2 separate regions of the Mus musculus genome follow, and region 1 is linked to region 2. The links are chromatin loops, found by intact Hi-C in ENCODE. Cell type or tissue: heart. All regions are shown on one strand. Each heading gives the region's core, and the rest is flanking DNA. Links, peaks and the distances in the headings are about the cores only. Region 1 holds the start of Gm33324 (a long non-coding RNA gene). Region 2 overlaps Scube1 (signal peptide, CUB domain, EGF-like 1).

Region 1 (7,318 bases), core at 1,742-4,241, 120 kb before region 2:
AGGATTGGACCAAGCTCCCTCCCAGAGATGCACTAGGGGACAGTGAAGAGAACATTGGGTCTCCAAATACTTTCCCCCAGGACCACATTCCTCATCTCTCTCCTTATCCCTTTCTGACAAGCAAACCCAGAGACTTCATGAGGAAGGAGCCCTATCGTGAAAGCATGACACTCCGGGGACACCTAGGAATAATCACCTCCTCCCTGCCTCAGTTTCCCCTCCTGCAGAGGTCACCCTGGAGAGTGGAAAGGCTTATCTGAAGTATCATTTAACCCTTCCCGGCCACCTCCTTCCACCAGAGTGGAGACACAGAGACCCCAGTGCATGCCCTCAATGGTCTGCATCCCTGATTCCTACCTAGCACAGAGCAGGGGGCAGGGTTCTTAGCTCATCCCCAATTCTTTGTCACAAAAAGGTGTCAAGGACGGTGTCGGGACCAGAGTGCAGCAGAGGGTAGAGCACCTAGGACATTGTTAGCACCCAGTCATCTCCAATGGAAGCCATGGGGCAGGATGGCTTGGGCCAGATTCCCGGTATAGGGTGAGGCCAGGACACACTAACACTATCACACCTTGATGGTCACAGCACTACTATGCTTACTATGTGCCAGGCTTCCCATGGATTGGCCTAATCATTTCTCATATGTGAACCACAGCCACATGATATGTGCTGTTCACCTATGGGGAAACTGAGGCCCAAGTGTTAAAACCACTGGGACATCCCAGAGCCTGGCTCTGAATTCACAACTTCAAAAAATAATGAGAGAGGTGGCCTAGCCACACCCATCTCTGCTTCCTTGTTCTGCCCTGGTCCTACCCTTGCCAAAACTGCTGAAATCTATTCCCTGAAATCTATTCCCTCACACACACACACACACACACACACACACACACACACACACACAACTGCTTTTGACTGGAGAAACTGAGGCTCAGGGAAGAAATGACACTCTCAGTGTCATATATCACTGGGGCATTGTGCGAGTCTCCACACAAGGTCAGTTTGGCTCATCAGAACAGTCCAGCCTGGCCTGCTAAACAATTTATTGCTTTTTTAAAAAACAAAAACAGAAACAAAACAAAAAAACTTAGCCAGCACTTCCTCAGTGTGGCCATAGGGGGGCAGTAGCACCCCATTCATTTATAGTCTGGCAGGGTTTTTTTTTTTGTTTTTTGTTTTTTGTTTTCTGTTTGTTTTTTGTTTTTGTTTTTGTTTTTTCCGTTTTCGCTTTCTCCCCCCCCCCCCCTTTAAACCGTGTGCAGCCTGAGATGGGGAAATCCCACAGCATGGAGACAGAGAGGGGCAGCCTGCCTTGGTGCAAACACTGAAAAAAGAAGGGTGAGGTGGTTTGAAGGATCAATAGAGGCCGGGTCTGTCTTGACGCATGCGGGGAGTGAATCCCTGCCCATCTCTGGGTCTTGGTTTCCTTGTAAAAATGTACATCACTGAGCAGGGGCTTGAAAACTGACAACCTCATGCCTGTTTGGCCAACACAAGGTTTTTTAAAACTGTTCCTTGCTTGGCTGTCTCCTCCCTTTAGTCCTCTGGCCTCTGCCGACTCAGAAACAGGCTCTGTGGGCTTGGACTGGAGAGAGAATCAGGGGCCATCAGAAGTGGAGTCAGCTCCAGAGAACCAGACCTGGAAAGCCTGGCCTGCCTAGCCACCATCGGGATGAGCCTGTGGTCCAAAGAGGCATCCCTCAGCCTCAGCCTCGGGCACCATGACCGCAGGCTGTTTCTTCCTTTGCTTTTGTTGTTCTTCCTCGGTAGAAATAGGTGTAGCTGGGATAGTGAAGTTTGAGATAGTGTGTGTGTGCATGTGTGTTTGTGTGCACACAACTGTATGTGTGTGTGTGCACGCGCGGGCAAACACGCACATGAGCGCACATACACGCATGCGCACGTGTGTATGCTTATGCACTCGCTGCAGGGCCTAGGGCAGATTTACAGGTTTGGAAGGAGAGATGGTCAAAGGTTTGGTTGTGGAGGGCGTATTAGTGAGGGCTCTCTAGAGGAACAGAACCAGTAGAATGAATGGACATTTTTCTTTTTTCTTTTTTCCTCGAGACAGGGTTTCTCTGTATAGCCCTGGCTGTCCTGGAACTCACTTTGTAGACCAGGCTGGCCTCGAACTCAGAAATCTGCCTGCCTCTGCCTCCCGAGTGCTGGGATTAAAGGCGTGCGCCACCACTGCTGGGCAAAAGGGGGGTTCTTTAGATTAGCTTACCCGAAGCACACTGGGTAAGTCAGCAATGACTGTCCACACATTGAAGAGGCAGAGAACCAGGTAGCTGCTCAGCCCATGGATGTGTCTCAGCAGGTCCAGTCTTACCCCAAAAGTCTGGAGGATCTCTAGAGAGTCAGTCACACTGGTCCTCAGTTTGCACTGGAACTGTAGACGTCTGACTGTGGCAGCAGCAGCAACAGCAGGGTAGAGGCACTCACCAGTAAGAGGTAAGACAGGGAGGCAAACTTTTCCATCTATCTGGGCCACTGGCTGCAGGGTGCTGGACACCCTCAGGATGGGCCTGTGGTCCAAAGTGCATCTCATGAATGGAGGCTCGTTGTGTGTGTAAATCTACCCTAGGTCCTGCACATGAGTATAGCACACATACACAGTTCCCTCCTGCACTCCAACGGGCTGATGCCTGAGAAGTTCTACACTCCAACCCCAGGCAACTGGATAAACACAGCCTTCTAAGGCTACAGGACCGGAAGACACCAGAGACTAGCTGAATCCCTGGTCTCAGGTCACTCCAAGATGAAGTCATGTGAAGGTGTTCTCAGATAGGTCTCAGTAGATTAGTCTTGCAGACCTGGGACACATGTCCCCACTACGGCAGCCCATGTTCTGGATGGACAGTCTATAGGGACAGTGTTAGGGAGGCCCATGGAACGGGCTGTTGAACCACTCCCTCTTCTGGCAGCAGGAAGCCATCATTAGGTCCTTGGTGGTAGAGAGAAAGCTCCAAGGGCTGGGGTGAATTGTCCCTGCTTGGTGCAGGAGAGACAGTCCTTCTCTCCATCTTCTAAAGAGTTCTGGACTAGAACACACTTTTCCATGCCTGGTGGTGTTCCTGACCCTGGGCCACTACCAGCCACTGGCCAATTGGAGGCTACAAACACACCCTCTACAGTGGAAGGAAATATGTATCGACTCCAGCAAGAGCGAAGGGAAGAAAGCTGGTCAGAGCTGTCCACCTAGCAGAAGAAGAAAAGGTCCAGAGACAATTTTCTGCCTGAGGAGAAAAATCCATTTTAAGGGGAAGGCCAGCAATTCTGCACAGCGGGGAGTGCACTGTGCAATACCATCGATCGGCCACTGGGGGCACCTGACTACACAGGATAGGAAGTCCGAAACCCTATCCTGAGTGTTCACAATCATAGCAAAAAAACGATGGGGGTCGGGGTCGGGGTCTGGAGAACCAACAGCAAGGAAGATACAAGACTTTTCATCTAGCTTGGGTGGCCTCTCCAGTCTCCAACAGGAAAGGATATGGTCACTGTCCTCCACAAAGTTTACAGTCATTACCACCTCTATACTGCTCCTCCAACTGCACCCACCCTTGCTGCCGCCACCCCTGGTGCCACCCCCACCCCCGCTACCCACCCTCGTTGCCCCATCCTTCCACCGCCGCTGCTCACCCCATACCTGATTCCCATAGCCTAGGTAGGCCCTATGCTGCCTCCTGCCCAAATGCAAGCCTTGAGCTAACTCCCAAGTTTTTGTCTGATGAGCAGTGCTGTCTGGACTTCCCAGGTCCTGCAGAGAGCTGGGGACAGATGCAGCTGTAAGAGAGATCTTGAGGACAAACCCATGCCTATATCCCGCCAATTCACAGACTGGCTCTTCCGGCATCCGTCCGAGGTTGGATATTGTTTCCTCTAAACCCTTACTGTCTTCTCTGTTTTCTATGGCTATAGCAGAACCCCTGAGGCTTGGTAATTTGTAAAGAAAAGAAGTTTCTTGATGCCCGGGATTCTAAAGTTTGGGAAGTTTGAGAGCAAGCAGTCACATCGGGAGAGAGCCTTGGGCTGCAATGTTACCAGGGAGACATTGGAAGAGCATTCACTGTGAGAGGAGGAAGCATAATGTGAGGGTGGGGAGAAGGTTCAGTGGTTAGAGCACTTGAGGACCTGATTTGAGTCCCCAGCACCCACATAAAAGCTGGCCCTGGCTGCACAGGCCAGTAGGGGACAGAGACTTGGGGACAGAGACAGGCAGATCCCCAGGCTAGATTTGGCCAGCTAATCTAACCAAAACCCCATGAGCCTCCTGTTCCCTGAGAGACCCTATCTCAAGGCAATAGGAGGAGGGAGGGATGGGAACACATAGCTCCTTACTCTGGGTTCTACATACACATGCACTCTGGGCTCTGCATGTATGTACATGGTTGCCCACACTCACATGCACTCCAACACACACACACACACACACACACACACACATACACACAGAGAGAGAGAGAGAGAGAGAGAGACTGAGAGAGAGAGACTACAACCAGTCTCACCTTTAACAACCTGCTGTTGGGGTAACTCCTCCAGGCCCAAGAGTTCACTCACTGCTGCGGGAACTGACCCAGTCACAAGAGAAAGGTTTCCGTTCTTCTTAGCTATGGAACCAGCCTGAGTTCCAGAGGGGACAAACCATCTTCAGACCACTCTTCCTGAAGGTAGGATTCAGTCCCCCCACCCCAAGCCCCCAACTCCACAGCCACACAGAGACTGACATGACCCCCTCCACTCTACCAAGGAACCTTCTAGAATAACATCATCTCTGCCATCTTTGGCGGGAGCAAGAGTCCATCCAGATTAAAAACAAAAAAACAAAAAAACAAACAAACAAGAAACCTCTGGGTTCTTTGTGTGGCTCATGACTGCTGGTATTGACCAGTTTGGTCCAGTTTGGTCCCTCCCACTGGCTTCTGAGCCCAGCCCCACCATGGACTCTCCCTAACTCCTTCCATTACAATTTTTATCCTGTAAGCCACGAAGCTGGTCCTGCATATTTGTTTACCATCTTTCAATGTTTAAAACTGTGATTGCATTGGATGTGAGAAGGTTATCTATAAAACTCCTGCTAAAAAATGGAGACATCTCCACCCATAGTGAGGTCCTCCCCCCTCCCCCACAGGACGCACTCACCCACTAAATCCAGCAAAAAAAACCCAGCACCTCCATGCCCTGAGTATCTCCTGTCACTGTGCATATCTGGTCAGTCTAATCCCATTATGTCATTCACACTGGCCTCACATTCACAGCAATCCTCCTGTCTCAGCACTACAGAGTACAAAGATAACTAGTGTGCCTGCCACCATGTCCGACTCTGCCCTGAGTTTCACATATTTCTTTGTGTCCCTTGAAAGACTAACTCTGGTTTCATCTTGTTTTGTTTGTTTCTTTAGTAAAACATACTTAATATAAAATTCACCATCTGGCCCATTTTCAAGTACTCTGTGCCCCAGCCGTAAGTGGTATTCATTGTGGTACATCCTTCAGTGCTGTCCATCTCCAGAACTCCCAGTATATCTGGCACATGCTGTTAAATTACAGTTTCTAACTGGTGGTGGTGTATGAACGTGAAATTGGAGGCTGGAGAGATGGCGCAGCAGTTAAGATCCTTTGTCTCCCTTGCAGAGGATCTGAATTTGGTTCCCAGCACCCACTTCAGGAGGTTCAACCTCCAGCTCATGGGAATTTGGTGCCCTCTTCTGGCCTCCAAGAGCACCTGCATTCATGTGCATGCATATGCTTCGATGCACCCGTACATATACTTAAAAGCAAGAAAAGTAAACCTTTAAGAACAAAACTGCTTTTTGCATTTTTATATGAAACAAATTTACCAGATTCTCCTAGTGATTTATAATTTGATTATTTTGTAATTTGTGTTTACACAGTCATAGCATCTGCTAATAGCATTAATTAGAACGTGGGGCAGTTGGTTTATTTTTCCCATATTACTATGCTAACCAGGACCAAACCACAGGACTGAAAAGAATTTCCTAGAACTAATTTAATCAGGAGGCTTCTTTTTTCTAATGTAACACTTCCGATACTGGACTGGACTGTTTGGTGGCATTTACATCTAACAATGTTTCCCCATATTGTTATCAAGTTAAGACATTTGTTTCAATAGTTAAAGAAATCATTTTTATAATGAAGGTATGTCAAATTTTTGTTGTTTCATCTTGCTGGGGTTCTGGAGAGAGAGAGAGAGAGAGAGAGAGAAGAGAGAGAATGAATCAGATGCTCTGAAGCTAGACTTATAAGCATTTGTGATCTGCCCAACACCAGTGCTGGGATCCGAACTTGAGTCCTCTGCATAAGCCACAGGCACTCTTAACCTTTGAGTCATCCCTCAAGCCTTCTTGCTATCTTCTGAAGCAAGCTCTCAGTACGTAGCCCGTACTGGCCTCTCTGGCTGGTCATCCTTGGCCTCAGCCTAACAAGGGCTGGGAAAAACAACTCTATCCCTAACCAGGCTGACTGGAAAATCCCATGGAATAATTTTCCACTGGTTGGACTTTTGTTTTCTTAAACCATTGATGTGATTAATTACACTCGTTAGCCTTATGATTTTAAGTCAACCTTGAATGTATCAAGTGGGCACAATTTAACCATAATACACCATTTTTAAAATTCTTGCTAAATTCACTGAGTTAATAAGGTAGACTCTTTGAAATCTATGTGAACTTGAAAGAGCCTTATGCTCTGTGTCTGTCTTATCATCGGGCTTGTAGCAACTGGTAAACTGAGGCAGGATGACCATGTCTCTTCACTCTGGAGTAGAAATCTGTGAGTTTGAATCCTGTTCAAAATAGATACACTGTGATGGATGCTATATGAGCAACCCACTTCCTCTTCTGTCCTGACGGCCTTCCTTCCTCCTTGGCTGTTGGGAGACAGCCTCACCATCAACTGTCTTTGGTGATTCCCCAACCAAGATCAGGCTTCATTAAATGGACACCTACATGAGACTGTGGTTCAATGCAGTTCACAAAACCCTGGCTTTGCAACAATCCAAGCACCCCTAAGGAGCCCTCCATTGCTAGTGTTCCCTAGGGCCTGGCTAAGGCTTTGTAAACCCAGACCTCCATTGCATCTGACCCAGGAGTGGTCTCTAATAAAGCTTTTGTAGCCAGGAACTGGGAAGAGGACTCAGCTGATGAAGTGTCTATGTATAAAGCTGGCCGTGGTGACACACGCTTATAATTCCAGTTCTGGAGATATAGAGACAGGAGGATCCCCGAGACTCACCAGCCAGCCTGGCCTACGCAGTGAGCCCCGGGACAAAGAGAAAGCAGGTCTTGAGGGGGAT
Region 2 (7,318 bases), core at 1,553-4,052:
GGTGGCTGCAGGGGGCGGTGACAGCTGGGAAAGCCCTAGGCCAACTACTTCATCAGAGCAGGTGGAGGCAGGGTGGGAAGCCGGAGCATTTGCCCAAGCAAGAGGCCAAGGGACTGGGGAGTTTACTCCAGACCTAGCTCTGCTCTGGGCCAACTAGCCCTGGGCTCCCTGTTTGGTACAGTGCTGATGAGAATCTTGCTAACTGACCCTTCCCCAAAGAGGACGCTCTTGACAAAGAGCGTCCTCTTGACTGGAGCCTAGAGTGCTTCTGATATGGCAGCCCCTCCTCCCACCATCTCCCAGAACAGCCTGGGAGAGCCCCCACCCACCAGCCTCCTTCTCCACCCTCAGTTCCCTCTCCCCCTCCCCCATGCCCTGGGCCAAACAGGCCACCTGCCAGGACTTTCATCAAAGTGGGAAGACTATATCCTCACCTGTCTTGCAAGCCAGCCCAACGTAGCCCTTGGCACAGAAGGGAAGAGGAGGTTGTGACCTGTGTGTTCTTGTGGCTCCCCCCAATCAGAGTACCCTATATACACACACCTGGGCCCAAGGCCTCTGTGCCCACTACTGTCTGGGATCCTTGCCTTGGTATTGACATCTTCTTTCAACTCTTCACTTGAGGAACATTCTTAGGAAGTCCCAGGGCCCTGAAAGCCTACCTCAGGGTCTCTGTGTCCCTGAGAACAGAGTCCATGACAACTGAGTGGCCTCTCTAGGACTGGGTGGGCAGAGTCATGAAGGTCAGCAGGGAGAAGTAGACAGTTGCAGAGGGAAGAGCTTGGGGAATCCCCGCCCCTCCCTGGGGGGGGGGGGGGCAGGAATGGTGGTTCTTATTCTGGGAAACCAAAGGCCTCAGCACACTTGGCAGATACACTGTAGAAGGTGGTACAGGTTGCCTGTGTGGGAGAGAGGGCGCAGGGTAAAGGGAAGAGATGAGAGAAACAGAAATGAAGGCTGAGGGGCTGGAGAGATGGATCAGCGGTTAGGAGAGCTGACTGCTCTTCTGAAGGTCCTGAGTTCTATTCCCAGCAACCACATGGTGGCTCACAACCATCTGTAATGGGATCTGATGCCCTCTTCTGGTGTGTGTCTGAAGATAGCTATGGTGTACTTGTATAAATAATAAATAGATAATATTTTTAAAAAAAGAAAAAGAAATGAAGGCTGAGGTCCATGTGAGACCAACAACAACAACAACACCCCACCCCCACTAGATTCTGTGCTAGAGAGAAAAGCAGCTTTCTCTCAACCGATGTAAGCCAGCTTCGAGCTTTGCTGACAGGCTCAGGAACAGACGGGATGTTAGTGAGGCTCCTAGGTCTGGAGGGTGAGGGATGGGGGCAGGGGGGAGCGTGACAAGAGTCCAACCATAGGCAGCATCCGGGCTCAAGTGATCAGGACATGAACAGAGAGGTTCACAGAGGTGGAGTGTTAGCTAGAAGCCCAACTCTCTGAAGGAGAAGGCTCCCTGTCAGTGGGAAACTGTAAACTGAGGCCACCTGACAGGCTTGCTCCTGAGGGCCACAGCAGGAGGGGCATCAAAATGGGTGTGGTCAGTGATCTGTGGAGTACAGACGCTACTCACTGCCTGCTGAAAGAAGAACTCAGGCAAAGAGGGGGTGTGGGGTGGGCCCAGCCCTCACTCACTCACTCACTGGGAAGGCTCACCCCCTCACTTCCTCCTGCACACAGCCTCTCCTCAGCAGGCAGCCAGCAGTGACACCTGCTTCTCCATGGCACTGATATTCCCAGCCCCAGCACTTTGGAGATGTGACTTCCTATCATCCTCATGGCATCTGTCTTGTGTTATAGGGACCCTTTCTATCCTCATCCGGGAGAGGAGGGGGAAAGCACAGTTTGCCCATGTCACCTGTGGCAGCCCCACTCGTTCCAGAACTCCTCCCTAGGTGTTTGGGTAAAGGGTCATGTCGGAATTGGGGGGGGGGACATCACTGTCCCTGTTGATTCCCCTAAAACAAGATACAGGCTTACCAATCACAGGGGAAGTCTGAGACCTTGGAGAGCCAGGATTTAGCTATTCACTCAGATTCTTCCTATCTGTGCTCAACTGGGGAGCTGAGGCTAGCCTAGGCAGTGATCAGCAGGTGGATCAAGGTCAATAAGGCAGGGTGGCACCCCCATTTCCCCAGGCCATCCCCTCCATGGTACCTGAGCCTATTCCCCTCTCCAACCTCTTCAGACATCAACGAGTGCTTGATGAATAACGGAGGCTGCGACCACTTCTGCCGAAACACCGTGGGCAGCTTTGAATGCGGCTGCCAAAAGGGCCACAAGCTACTGACGGACGAGCGGACATGCCAAGGTAAGCGCCCACCAGACCCCAGGAACCACTCACAGTCACTGGCCATGGTCAATGACCCTTTCTTCCAGATTCTTACAGACTCCTGGAGAGCAAAGCGCTCAAAGTGGGTAGCTCAAGATGCAGAATTCTCTAGAACTTGGTGCCTGTGCTTGTTGACCTGTCTTTCATGACTTATAGCCACACAATCCAACCCCTGCCTCCTGTCCCCTTTATGGATAAGAAAAGATCTGGAAATGAATGGTGGTGCTTGCCCCAATTCCAGCTGGAACATAATTGTAAGATTGAGTCTACACAATGAGACATTATCTAAAATGCATATTTATGGGAAACTAAGGCCCACTGGCCCTCCCTTCCTATTTACACCTTCCCTGTGCCGGCTCTGAAGGCACAATACTGCCTTCTGGTGGAAGACATGGCACATCACAGACACTTTCCAACAGTGGTTTGGATAACTCAAACCTAGTGGCCCCTAGGATGCAGGGATCCCAGGAGGAGGGTGATCAGGGAGATTCCTGGGAAAGCCACTGGTGACATGCTGGACAAATCATTTCCCAAGAGAAGCAGGAAGTTGCACCCTTAGGAGTGGGAGTTTGGGGTACACGAGACCTCAGTGGGGCTGAACAGGGCCATTGGGGAGGAACCAGGTTCCCTGGAGGACTAACCTCAGGAGAAAACATGAAACACATCAGGGCCTCAGTTCTAACTCTGACTCTCCTATCAGGGTCTGGCTGTTTTGTTCCCAGGAGGCCCCAGTAGTTTCAGAGTAGGCAACCCTTAAGTTATTAGACTGGCAGCCTCTGCGTTTGAACAGCGAGGCCCTCAAGTCCCAGGTCCTGGTAAGAGGAGGTCAGTTACCAAGGTCAATGTGACCTCCGACTCACTGGGGCAGGGCTCCAACCACAGCCTCCCCTCATCCAAGCCTCGTTCCCCTGGAAAGCATCCTGGCCCCTCTCCTCTGGATGCAGGCTGGTCAGGCTCCCGGCAGCTGGCCAGCCCTGAGAGCTCCTCCACACTCTGGTTTTGTCTCCCTGTTAGTTTACCGAGCTCTGCAAAGGGCCAAGAGCATCAATTCTCAACCTGTGAGCCACAAGCCCTTTGAGAGTCAAAGGACCCTTCCACAGGGATTGTATGTATCTCAGATATCCTGCATATCAGATGTTGTACATTATAGCTTATAACATAGCAAAATTATAGTTATGAAGTAGCAATGAAATAATTTTATGATTGGGGGTCACACAAAATGAGGGACTATATTAAGAAATAACAGCATCAGGAAGGTTGAGGGCTGCTGGCCAAAGATCCTTTGACTTTGAATCCTCAACTGCCCCTGAGGGAGCAGGCAAGGTAGTAGGCGCACTGAGGCTCTGTATCACAGCCTTGCTAGCATCCTCCCTACCCAGCCCCATTTGTGTCTCCACCTTTTTCCAACTCATCTATCTGAAGACTCCTCAGGTCCAAGCTCCTTAGGGACCCTCGTACTATCCCAGTGCCCTTTGACCTTCATACAGCCTCCTGGCCTCCCTGCCTTTGCCTGGGGCATCCTCCTCCATTCCAAGCAGGACCTATCCGTGACCCAGGAGGTCCTCCCAGACCCCAGGGAGACCTCACACCCTCACTTGAGCACCCATGGCACAGCATCTTCCTTGCATTAGTGTCTTATGAGCACATACATAGAGGTATGACACCACTAGAGCTAGAGCCAATGTGTTCAAAGAACAAACTCTTAACTGCTGTGCCTGTGGAGGGTCAGGTCAGTGTCTATTTCACAAGCTTCTCAGGAGAAATGGATCCAATGCTTATAGGAAACAAGTCTATCCTAGGCACAAACTCTAAGAGAAATAACTATTATACATGAGTCACTGTCCTGTTACAATGAAGAGACGCCATGACCAAGACAACTCTTATAAGAGAAATCATTTAACTGGGGGCTGGCTCATAGTTGCAGAGGGTCAGTCAGCCCATTATCATCGAGGAGAGGAGCATGGTGGCAGAGGAGTAGCTGAGACCCACCTCCTGATCTGTAGACAGTTAGACTGGCCCTGATGTAGGTTTTTGAAACCTCAAAGCTCATCCACAGAGACACACTTCCTCCACCAAGGCCACACCTCCTATTCCTTATAATCTTTTCTAACAGTTCTGTTCCCTAGTGACTAAGTATTCAAGTATCTGAGCCTGGGGGGGGGGGCACTCTTATTCAAACCACCACATTCTACTCCCAGGCCCCCAAAGGCTTGTAGCCATGTCATAAGAAAAAATGTACCAGGCAGTGATGGATCATTGCTTTAATCCCAGCACTCAGGAAGAGGCAGAGGCAGGTGGATCTCTGTGAGTTTGAGTCCAGCTTGGTCTACAGAGTGAGTTCCAGGAAAGTCAGGGCTACATATTGAAACCCTATTTTGTCAAAAAAAAGAAGAAGAAGAAGAAGAAGGAGGAGGAGGAGGAGGAGGAGGAGGAGGAGGGAAGGAAGGAAGGAAGGAAGGAAAGAAAAGGAAAGGAAAGGAAAGGAAAGGAAAGGAAAGGAAAGGAAAGGAAAGGAAAGGAAAGGAAAGGAAAGGAAAGGAAAGGAAAGGAAAGGAAAGAAAAGAAAAATGCATTTAGTTCAACTTCAAAAGTCTCCATAGTCTTTCACAGTCTCAAGACTGCTTAAAAATCCAAAGCTGTTTCTGAGACTCAAGGCAAGCTCTTAAGTGTAACCTATAAAATCAAAATTAAAAAAAACAAACAGATCACATACTTTCACTAGACATTACCAGAGAAACAAAGGGGACCCTAGTGAGGAAGAACTGGACCAAAGCAAAAGCAAAAAAGCAGCAGGCAGTCACCAAACTCTGTGTCGCCATGTCTGATGTCAGATCTCTTAACTTCTTTTAGCTCTGTTGACTGAAACACACCTCTGTGTGTCTCTGTCTCTCTGTGACTCTGTCTCTCAGTGTATCTCTTAATGCCGTTGTCTCTGCCTCCCGCTGGCTGGTTCTACTCCCTGTTAGCAGCTCTCCTTGGCAGGTATTCCCATGCTTTGGTATCTCCAACATTTTCGGGTCTCCATTGAAATCCAGGTTTCCTCTTCACAGCTCCATACAATAGCCTCTCTGAGCCTCCAAGCAGGGACAACCCTAACACATGCCTGCCTGGCCTCAGCAGCTTCCTTACAGTTCCACCCATGGAGGTGGGAGTGGGGGCACGGCGCAGCGATTCTACAATCCCTTTCTTGTATTCTCAACTCTAAAGCCTGAACCAATGTTCAGCCGATGTTGCCAAGTTCTGCTTTGGGGGGCTGGGGAACTTGGCCCCCTGTTCAATAACATTTGAATCAACTCTCCGGGTTGATGGTTCCTTCCCCAGCTTAGGCTGTCCTTTTTACAACTTGGAAGCTTAGCTGGGAGGGGCCTTGCCCCGAGGTCACCACGCCCTTTATTCCATTCAGCATCTGCTTTCCTTTAAACTTTTGATCCCCTGGCGCTCAAGACTTGGCTCCAATATCACCTTTTCTGGTGTCCTTTTCTCCCCGTGCCCCACGTATGTGTTTCTCTTTGTCCAGCTTGTTTCTTTCCATTAGAGATCTTCATAAGAGTGACCACTAGCAACCACATCAATAAAACAGTTGATACCAGGTTGTCTTGAAATCCCCTCTGTCATTAATCAAAAAACAAACAAACAAACAAACAAACACTTTAGTTTAACGCCAGGTAGGTTTCTAGGACAAGGGCAAAAAAGCAGCCACACTTTGCCAAAATATCCCAAGAATGTTCTCTGAGCCACTTATTAATATTCTTACCTTTCGAAGTTTATTGAGCTGGGCCCCCACCATTGAAATCACCCTCAGCCCTGTCTTCCATGTTCCCACAGGATGGCCCACTAAGTCCCACTTAGAGCATTCAACTGCTTTTCTAGTCCAAACTCCCAAAATCTTCCATAGTCCTCCAGCAAATAGTAGAGTCAGGCCTGTTACAGCAATACCCCAGTCCCCGGTACCTATTATGGGACGGCTGATGTGCAGGCAACCCATGACTCTCCATTCCCTTTGGACTTTGGCTGCCCAAGGAAATTCATAGTCAAATGGCTTGTGCTATCAGAGCTACTTTTTAAAACCTTATGTGTAGTATATTCCCTCTCCCCTCTTCTATCGGTGCCACATTCCTAACCTCTCCGAAAACATCTTCGGGTGGCAAGAACACACTTTGGTCAACATCACGAGTTTGTATTCCATTTCAGCTTCCTCTTGAGGGTTCTTAAGCAAGTCCCAGTCATTTTCCTTCCTGGCATATGTACCAAGTTGCTTTCCTATAGAGGCATGGCACCTCAGGCTTCTGATCCCAGTACTTGGGAAGCAGAGCAGGAGTTAAAGCCAGCTCGAGCCACATGAGACCCAGCCTCAGAAGTAAAACAGAAACAGATGGGAGGATGGCCCAGGAGGAAGTGCTTGGTGAGCAAGCTTGAGCATTGCATGAGCATTGCATGAGCACTGCGTGAGCATTGCACATCCCCAGCAGCCATGTAAAAGCCAAGCATGGCAACACATGCCTGTAAACCCAGCATGGCGACCAGGGGAGTCACGAGGACCTCTGGGATGGGCAAGCCTGCCAGTATAGCAGACAGCAAGCTTCCCATTCAGTGAGAGACCCTGTATAGAAAATAAAGATAAGGCTGCAGTGCTGGCTCAGGGTTAAGAGCATGAACTGCGCTTATAGAGGGTCAGTTCCCAGCACCCACATCAGGAGGCCTCTAACTCCAGCTCCTGGGGCTCTGGCGCCCTCTGCTGTTCTCCTTGGGTACTCACATACACAAAATTAAAAACAAAACATTTTAAAACAGGTAATTAAGGTGGAGGAAGACACCCAACATTGACCTCTGGCCTGTATGCATATGCACAGGTAAACACACATGCAAACGCATGCTAAAGCAAATGTAAATATCTTTCCTAACCACAGGTGAATGAGATAGTAACAGAGATCCATAATAATCCACTTCCATAACAGACATGAGGGGATTCTA

The links. Peaks named below come from ENCODE experiments on the same cell type or tissue, not always from the same donor. Only the 100,000 strongest peaks of a DNase experiment are listed, where the experiment ranks them.
Region 1: it touches region 2 in a loop (7-fold over the local background); 18 of 42 quality-filtered maps call a loop at or near these places.

The regions. Positions count from the first base shown.
Region 1 is chr15:83,752,945-83,760,262 of GRCm38, reverse strand. Gm33324 (a long non-coding RNA gene) reads left to right here and starts at 3,245. Exons shown (of 3, transcript XR_384284.3): 1 at 3,245-3,868; 2 at 4,546-4,673; 3 at 6,822-7,318. In heart, for the core only: a CTCF peak has its summit at 3,297; no DNase peak of the experiment used is centred there.
Region 2 is chr15:83,629,679-83,636,996 of GRCm38, reverse strand. It overlaps Scube1 (signal peptide, CUB domain, EGF-like 1), which reads left to right. Exons shown (of 22, transcript NM_022723.3): 8 at 2,204-2,326. Among named protein-coding and RNA genes, the nearest start is that of Ttll12, 38 kb to the right of the region's middle. In heart, for the core only: a CTCF peak has its summit at 2,729 (motif pointing left); no DNase peak of the experiment used is centred there.